Linked DNA regions of Homo sapiens: all the other regions are linked to region 1. A link is a loop called in an ENCODE intact Hi-C map of the cell type or tissue named here. Cell type or tissue: CD4-positive, alpha-beta T cell. All regions are shown on one strand.

What was found. Hi-C counts contacts between places; a loop is a spot of excess contacts. Peaks named below come from ENCODE experiments on the same cell type or tissue, not always from the same donor. Only the 100,000 strongest peaks of a DNase experiment are listed, where the experiment ranks them.
Region 2: a loop joins it to region 1, with 10 times the contacts of the local background. A loop is called at or near these places in 108 of 110 quality-filtered maps.
Region 3: a loop joins it to region 1, with 4 times the contacts of the local background. A loop is called at or near these places in 13 of 110 quality-filtered maps.

The regions. Positions count from the first base shown.
Region 1 is chr9:113,657,069-113,659,568 of GRCh38, forward strand. The region is part of intron 2 of LOC105376223 (a long non-coding RNA gene); the gene reads left to right. Among named protein-coding and RNA genes, the nearest start is that of RGS3, 190 kb to the left of the region's middle. RefSeq lists a silencer at 1,072-1,151. In CD4-positive, alpha-beta T cell, CTCF peaks have their summits at 1,094 (motif pointing left) and 1,300; a DNase peak (open chromatin) is centred at 1,073.
Region 2 is chr9:113,588,803-113,591,302 of GRCh38, forward strand. The region is part of intron 18 of RGS3 (regulator of G protein signaling 3); the gene reads left to right. Among named protein-coding and RNA genes, the nearest start is that of RGS3, 130 kb to the left of the region's middle. RefSeq lists enhancers at 165-666, 667-1,166. In CD4-positive, alpha-beta T cell, a CTCF peak has its summit at 1,323 (motif pointing left); a DNase peak (open chromatin) is centred at 1,309; H3K27ac peaks cover 784 bases.
Region 3 is chr9:112,924,170-112,926,669 of GRCh38, forward strand. No RefSeq gene overlaps it. Among named protein-coding and RNA genes, the nearest start is that of SLC46A2, 35 kb to the left of the region's middle. In CD4-positive, alpha-beta T cell, no CTCF peak of the experiment used is centred here; a DNase peak (open chromatin) is centred at 1,092; H3K27me3 peaks cover 503 bases.

The DNA of each region.
Region 1 (2,500 bases):
TGAGAGGGGAGGGGCAGCCAGGGGGCGGAGATGAAACCAAAGGTGGCCAGGACCCAGGTGGGCTTCAGAATCACGTGCCCCCACCCCCAACTTTAATTTCTCCAGCTCCCCCCTCATTCACCCACCCCTTGCTGCTGCTTGATTGCCCCAAACACAGCACTGCCCCAGGAGTGCCTAGACCCTCCCCGTCCACATCCGCCTGCCTTGAGCCCTCACTTCCTTCCTGTCTCTGCTGAAAGGTCACTTCATACAGAGGTCTTCCCTGACCACCAGCAATACTGTATTGCTGGTGGTTACAACACCTTCCACACGCTGTACATTTCCCTGTGCTTGGCTTAGCGCACAGGTGGCTTAGCGCTTGGCAGGCCTTCCACGCATAGTTTTTGGCTGTGGGCAGCTGCTTGGCCGAGTCCTGAACAATCTTCAGCTGCAGCTTTATGTCCGTCATCTTGGCTTCCTCGGAAGCTCAGTCATCTGTCATCCCTGAGACAGACCGTTGGAAGGCTCGGGATGGGGGAGCCAACAATGCAGACACATACGCATGCACATGTTGTGCACACAGACACACACACACATATCTACACATGGGCATGAATCATATGCACACACATATGCCCATACACATACAAAGCCATGCACACATACATATGCACAACACATACACAAATGCTCACACGCATGAGCACAACACACGTGTGCACACAAGGCATGCATATCTGTATATAGGTGTGCACATGTGAGCACACCCATGTGAGCAAATATACATGTGTATACCATGCCCACATATGTATACATGCACATGTACACATTGCACACACACACACACACACACACACAATACATATATAGGCATCATATGCGTACACCACGACATGCATGGACATACGTATACTTACACATGTGCCCACATACATGCACGTACATGCATTTCTGACACCTTGACTCTCACCTTCTCCATTCATCAGAGTGGTGACCACGTTGTCCCAGGATCTGGCACAGAGACTGGCTCAGCTATCTACGGCCACAGCCAGATCACCAGAGCTCTGGGGTTGTAGCTAGGTGACGCCACCGATCCTCTGCTACCACCTTGTGGCCACTTCCCAAATGGCACCAGTCAGTGGCTGAAGCCTTTCCCTGGTTCTTGTCCCAGCTAAGCTACCGGGCCCAATCCACAGGGCTCCTGGGAAACGTGTAGTCATCCCTGAGCCTTGTGCCCCACCCTAGGACAAGTGGATGGCTTTGCTAGGTGCTGTGGGTAATGAGTGGGGCCTGGAGTAGGATGCAGGCCTGACCTCTCCACTGCTCCGTTAATCCTCTCTGTCCCACTCTGCTGCACCCAATACCTCCAGGACTTCTCAGGGCTGACTCCTGTGCCTGGAGCGCCCCACTCCCCAGTGCCCCACTGCCCAGCGAGCTCCTTGAGGGCAGAGCCCTGACTGTGCTCATCTCCAGTACAGACGGATGCTCCATGAATGTGGGAGGGAGGAAGGGAGGGAGGAAAGGAGAGAGGAAGGGAAAGAAGGAGGGGGTGAGAGAGTGAGAGAGGATTTCCTCACTGGACTTCCTCAGTTTGAGCTCTGAAAGTCCCATGTCCCAGGAAACCCCTCAGGCCTGAGCAATCTCTCCCGTTGGTCATCCTCCTACAGCTAATGCTGGTAGGAAGTGGTGGGGGCAGGGTGGGGCACTGAGAGAATTCAATAAAACAAAGTGTGGAGGGGGCCTGCCTGGATTGGTGGTGAAGGTGCGCCTGGAAATGAGAATTAATGAACTCCATTGTTTGTGCCTAAGCTGTGAGCCGTACACAAGCCACAGTATCTGCACAATCTTACCAGGGAAAAGTCTCCTGAGGATGTAGAGGCAGAAAAAAAGCCTGGGCCATGACCCATGCTTTGCTCCCAAGGTTACTGCTTCCCTCTCTGCTCCCCCCAAATCATCCCCCTTAAATAAACACGGAGAGTCTAATGCCAGCCCTCTACGTGCCTGGAGAACGGACCAATGTGAGAACTATGCTTCAGACTAGGAGCAAAATCTTTTTCCATCAAGAGACGTGGGCTGTGCCAAAAATAGAGCTTCAAGACCCTATTAGGGGGTAGTTCTCAAACTTGATATGGCATTAAAATAAGAGAGGGCTTCTGGGCAGACCCACCAGAGGTTGTGACTCAGCACATTTCAGGATGGGCTTCAGGATTCAGGTGGTTCTCATGCAGGGGTTAAAGGAGAAACTCTTCAATGATACTTGTTAAAAGCATGGTAACAAAGACTTTAGTTAGGACTCTTGATGTAGGTATAGGGACCATTGCAACAGGGAGACAGATTGGACTCAACTCTAAGACAGCATGGGCAGGTGGGACTTACAGCTGAGGGGCAGGGTGGGGTCAGTGGATGGAAAATTACCAAGAGGAAACCTTCAGGGTGAGGGGGATTCTGGCTAAACCTATTTAACAGGATTCTGGGGATTGTCATTGAAGGCAGGCCAGGGAGATCAGACATCTGCTGGGGG
Region 2 (2,500 bases), 68 kb before region 1:
TGAGGGAAGTCCGGTTATTACCCGCATTTTACAAATAAGGAAACTGAGGCACAGAGAGGGATGTAACTGAGCTAAGGTCAATGAGCTAATAAATGATTGAGCTAAGCTTCAAATCCAGGCAATTAAAAATCTACACTCTTAATCATTACTATAATTACAGTTATAATTACAGTAAGAATTATAATTATTGTTCCAAGAGGTGGTGAGCTCCTAGTCCCTGGAGGTGGCTGGATGAGGCTGGGCAGGGCCCAGGGATTCTGCCTGGAGTGAAGGAAGGGCTGTATGGTCCTGGACTCACCTCCATCTGCTTTTCAGCTGGACAAGGTCACATAGTGAGACAGTGGGGAGAAGATGGAAAGGAGAATCCCTTTGGAGGGCCTTTGCAGACTAGGCCCTGGGCAGGCATTGATGCAGCTGTGGGAGGGGAGGGAAGAGTCTGAGGAGCCACTCTGGCCCCCTCCAAGGTCAGAGGCCAAAGCCTCCCTGCAGCTATGGTGAGTCCCTAGGGCTGGGAATCAGAACCCGATTTTTTCACCTCAATTTCTCCTTGGCTCACAGGCTCTTTTTGGTGCTGGGGTTTCCCCAGCAGCCCAGGGGGCTGACTCCTAGGGCCAGAGCTGCCCAGCCCCTCTGTCAGGCTGCTAGGCTTGGGTCAGTCCCTGCTGAAGACACTCTCCTCCCCACAGTGGAAGGAAGAGCCCATTTCCCAGCAGCGCAGAGGCTGAGGATGGCGGCTGGGTGGGAGTGGTCCCCAGGCCCATTGTGTGGAGCCGATAAAGTACGGAAGCTGAGGTTAGAATGGGAGGAAGCCCAGGGCCCGAGGGCTCTTTCCCACGGGTGGGGGCCTTGGGCATGGCCTTGCCAGGCCAGCATGAGTGCAGCCTGTATGTGCACTGAAGGGTGCCCTGAATGGTGACAGTGGTAACACTCACTGGGCAATGACCACTGGTTACTGAGGTTAGCGTGGGTGCCAGGACTGGGCCTTGGGGTCCAGAGTTTATCCTGGTGAACCTTCCATCAGCCCTGTGAAGTGGCTGTCACTATGCCTAAGCCATAGCTAAAAAAATGGAAGCCGAGAGGCTAGGAAACTTACCCAAAGTTGGTGAAAGCAGGATTTATATCCAGGTCTGGTTCCAAACACTTGCTCTGAAATCACACACCATACGGTGTGTGCCTCTGTGTGCACGTACACACATGTATGTTTACAACTCTGGTGGGGCAGCATTCTCAGGAAGGAGGCAGCACTTCCCGAGTCTTTCACAGGAAACATTAAAATGTGTTCTGACCTTGCATTTTTGAGTAGCAGCATCCTCTGGTGGAGAAACACAGGCCTTGAATTGAGGCAGATTCCAGCTCTGTCACTTACATGCTGGGTCTCCTTGGGGAAGTGACTTAAATTCTCTGAGCCTCTATTTACTTTATAGGTTTATTGTGAGGTTTAATGAGATAGTATCTGAATTATGCCCCATCCAGGGTCTGGCCTATAGTATGAGCTAAATGAAGGTGTAATTCATCCATCCATCCACTCATCCACTCCTTCATCCATCCACCCACCCACCCACCCATCCATCTATTCACCCATGCATTCATCTACCATCCACCCACCCACCCACCCATCCATCTATTCACCCATGCATTCATATATCCATCCACTCATCCATCCATCCACCCATCCATCCATCTATCCACCCACCCACCCATATATTCATCCATCCATCCATCCATCCACTCATCTATCCATCCACCTATCCACATATCCATCCATCCATCCATCCATCCATCCATCCATCCATCCATCCATGCAGGTGGGAGACTCACAAAAGCATCCCCCGAGGAAGGAATTGCACATGGAGATGAAGACCTTCTGTTGGTTGGAAGGCAGAGTTGAGGAGGTTGCTGAAGTAGGGGCCAGGCTGGAGAGATAACTGAAGGAATAACTGAATGGAACTTTCTGCCCTGATCCTAAGATGGTAGATCCAGTCGTGTTACGGAGTTTGAATGTTATCCCGAGGGCACTAGGGAGCCATGGAAAGCTATAAGGCAAGAGAGGTGCACTCAGGCCTGTGTAATGATTTATTTTATACACTGCTGACCATCTCAGGTCTCCTTTGAACTTCAGAATCCTGACTTAATCATTATGATCCTGATTTTAGAAATTAAGGAATAGAGGCTTAGAGAGGGGCAGGGATTGGCCTAGTGACACAGCAGAAGCCCTGCCCTCTCACCTGCTCACTGCCTGCAATGAAGCCTCTGTCCTGAGTGCCAGCCGTCTGGCTTCTCCCCAGTGAGCTGGGGACCTGACTGTCCCAGGAGGAGATCCCTGTGGCCGGAGAGTCTGCCAGGCCGATTCCACTTCATGGCCAGGCTGTTCCCAGCAGTGGGGTTTCCCTCCCTCACCTGTGTGCCGCGGGTGGGGGCTTTGGGGATGGAAGGGGCTGGTGGCAGGGAATGTTGGGTCTCTGAGCCTCTGTTTACTTAGGCAGGAGTTCCTGGGTGCCCA
Region 3 (2,500 bases), 730 kb before region 1:
AATAAGATATAGTGGTGTATCCTACCAGAGATGATGTATTACTAGAGATTAAGTTTGTAGGTCCTCTTCCCCCACCAATCTTCTGTTACAATGAACCAATCATTCCACTCCTTGTATTTATTAGAGGTAGCTTCTGAAGAAGCTCCCTAAGAAAGAGTAGGTCCCTTAGAAAAATTACTTAGGGTATCCTTCCTTAGAAGGTAAGACAGGGGTTCCCCTGGAGTCCCTGAGTGTAGCCTCCTTTTGGGGAGGGGGACAAGTGAGTAGCCCCATTGTCTGGGGAAAGGGAAAACAGTCTGGCTCTGTTTTGAGGGCTTAAAGGAAAAAGTGGAGTGGGTTTCCGGGAAGGAATGGAGACAATTGTTTTGTTTGTGAGGTGATGGCCACTGGAACCAGATCTGATTCCCTGCTCTTCTGGGGCCCATGGAAACCTGGAGATTGCCTGCGATCAGGGGAAGGAAGGGAGGGTGACCATTCAGAACTATACCCTTAGGAGCACTGTGTTACTGTTGCAATCAGCTCTTCTCAATCTTTTCCAAATTATGGGACGACTGTAATAATCTTATAGATGGAGATATTAAATCAAAGAGAAGTTGACCATTTTTAAACCTTGGAGAGGCTGCTTCTGGCTGAAGTTACTGGGAGAAGCAATGAAAGAAAAGACAACTTACACTTCTTCACTTCATCTACCAAAATATGCAGTTCTATTTTCGTTTATAGAAACTTCAGGTGATAGATCAGTGATCAACAGTGCCCTGGGAACAGTGCTCCCACGTTTTTCTACACCCCTGACTTTTGCTTCTATGATACTGACTTTTTAAAGAGACAATTATCTTTTTAAACACCCCACCTTCTGGATTTGTTTGATAATTTTCTCACAGTGTTTTTTAACCTGTTTCTGTATCCCTTGAATTTCCTCTAAATTGGAGACTAGGGCTAAAGGCTTAAGTTCAAGTTTACATTTTTAGCAAGAATGTGTCGTAGGCGATGCGGTGGGAGTCATTTTGTATCACATAAGGAGACACAATGTCAGATTGCCCCACTATTGATGATGCTTAATCATTTGATTTGGATGGTGACCGCCAGATGTCACCATTGTAAAGCATGTTTTCCCTTCTGCCATATCGAGTGACCTGTGTAATCTCTTGAAAAATATTCGTGTCGACAAATCCTGTTTAGAATTTTCAAGTACCCGCTGCCCTCCACAACACTTTAATGAATTTGAGACTGTCTTTGTCATCTTGATACACAGTGCTCTGTAATTTATCCTTAAGTGGCTCAAACATGTCAAAATAAAAACTCACAGGATTATGCTAGACACCTAACTTCACAGTGCTCACACCACAGGGAAGGACCACCTTAGTCACTGTGAGAATTCACCATAATGGGCTGGTTGTTATTTTCCCCAGGAAGGGAGGGAAAATGGCTGCCATTGTAAACTGAGGAGCATAGAAATAAGACCAGCTTTGAGGAGGAACGGTGTTTTCTTCTTCTTTTTAAAGATATTTACATGTCAGCGGGTTTTACTTCTTGGAGGTAAATCACTTTCTAAATTTCTCCTTGGACTGTTCATTATAAAGTTGCTGTTTAATCTTCCTGGAACATAACCTTCAATTTTAAAGAATGCAAAGCTTTGTATTATTTGTTTAGTGAATCTATAGCGGTGCTTCCCAGCTTCCCAGTATTTTTCAGATTATTAGCATACATAGAAAGTGATAATATTGACATGATGCACTGTGGTGTGCTAGAGGAGCTTTAGGGGCATCATGTGGGACTTATTTTTCATTATATAATTATAATAAATATAAAATGCACATATTAGAAAATATATTAAAGATTCGATTTACAGGAAATTTCCAAAGACACTCTAAGTTTTTTTTTTTTTTCAAATGAAAAAACTTCAGCTTTCTACTATCAGTTTTTATGCTGGAAATACTGCCGTGAAATTTATGATTAAGAGTTTTAAGTAAAAACCTCTTCAAATTCTTGATAGCGCTCATCAGTGAAACTCTGCATCAGTAGGTGACCAAGTGTTTAACCATTTTTCTTCACAACCTTTGAGATTTTCTAAAAGTTAAAATTACAGTTAACATCACTTATTTTCTTTCATTGACAAATGTAAAGTTGAAATTTTGTGGTAAATTCATTTCAAATCCAATGGAACTTTTTTATATTCAGTATTTCAAAGCAATAATGAAGTTCTTATGAGCAGATCATCCACACATGGTTGGAAGAGTCATCTGGAGTTGCCCAGGCAACACTAAAAGGATTTCAGCTGCAAATGGCTAGCCTACATTTGAAGACGGATTTGTCCCCCACCCCACTACCCTCCGGCCCAGTTGCAAATAAAAGCATAAAGAATAATTCACCAACCCTCTCTGGGCACACCATCCAGCTTCAGTAATTAACATTTGACAATCTTTTTTTTCTTTTTTTTTTTTTTGAGATGGAGTCTCGCTCTGTGGCCCAGGCTGGAGTGCAGTGGCCTGATCTCAGCTCA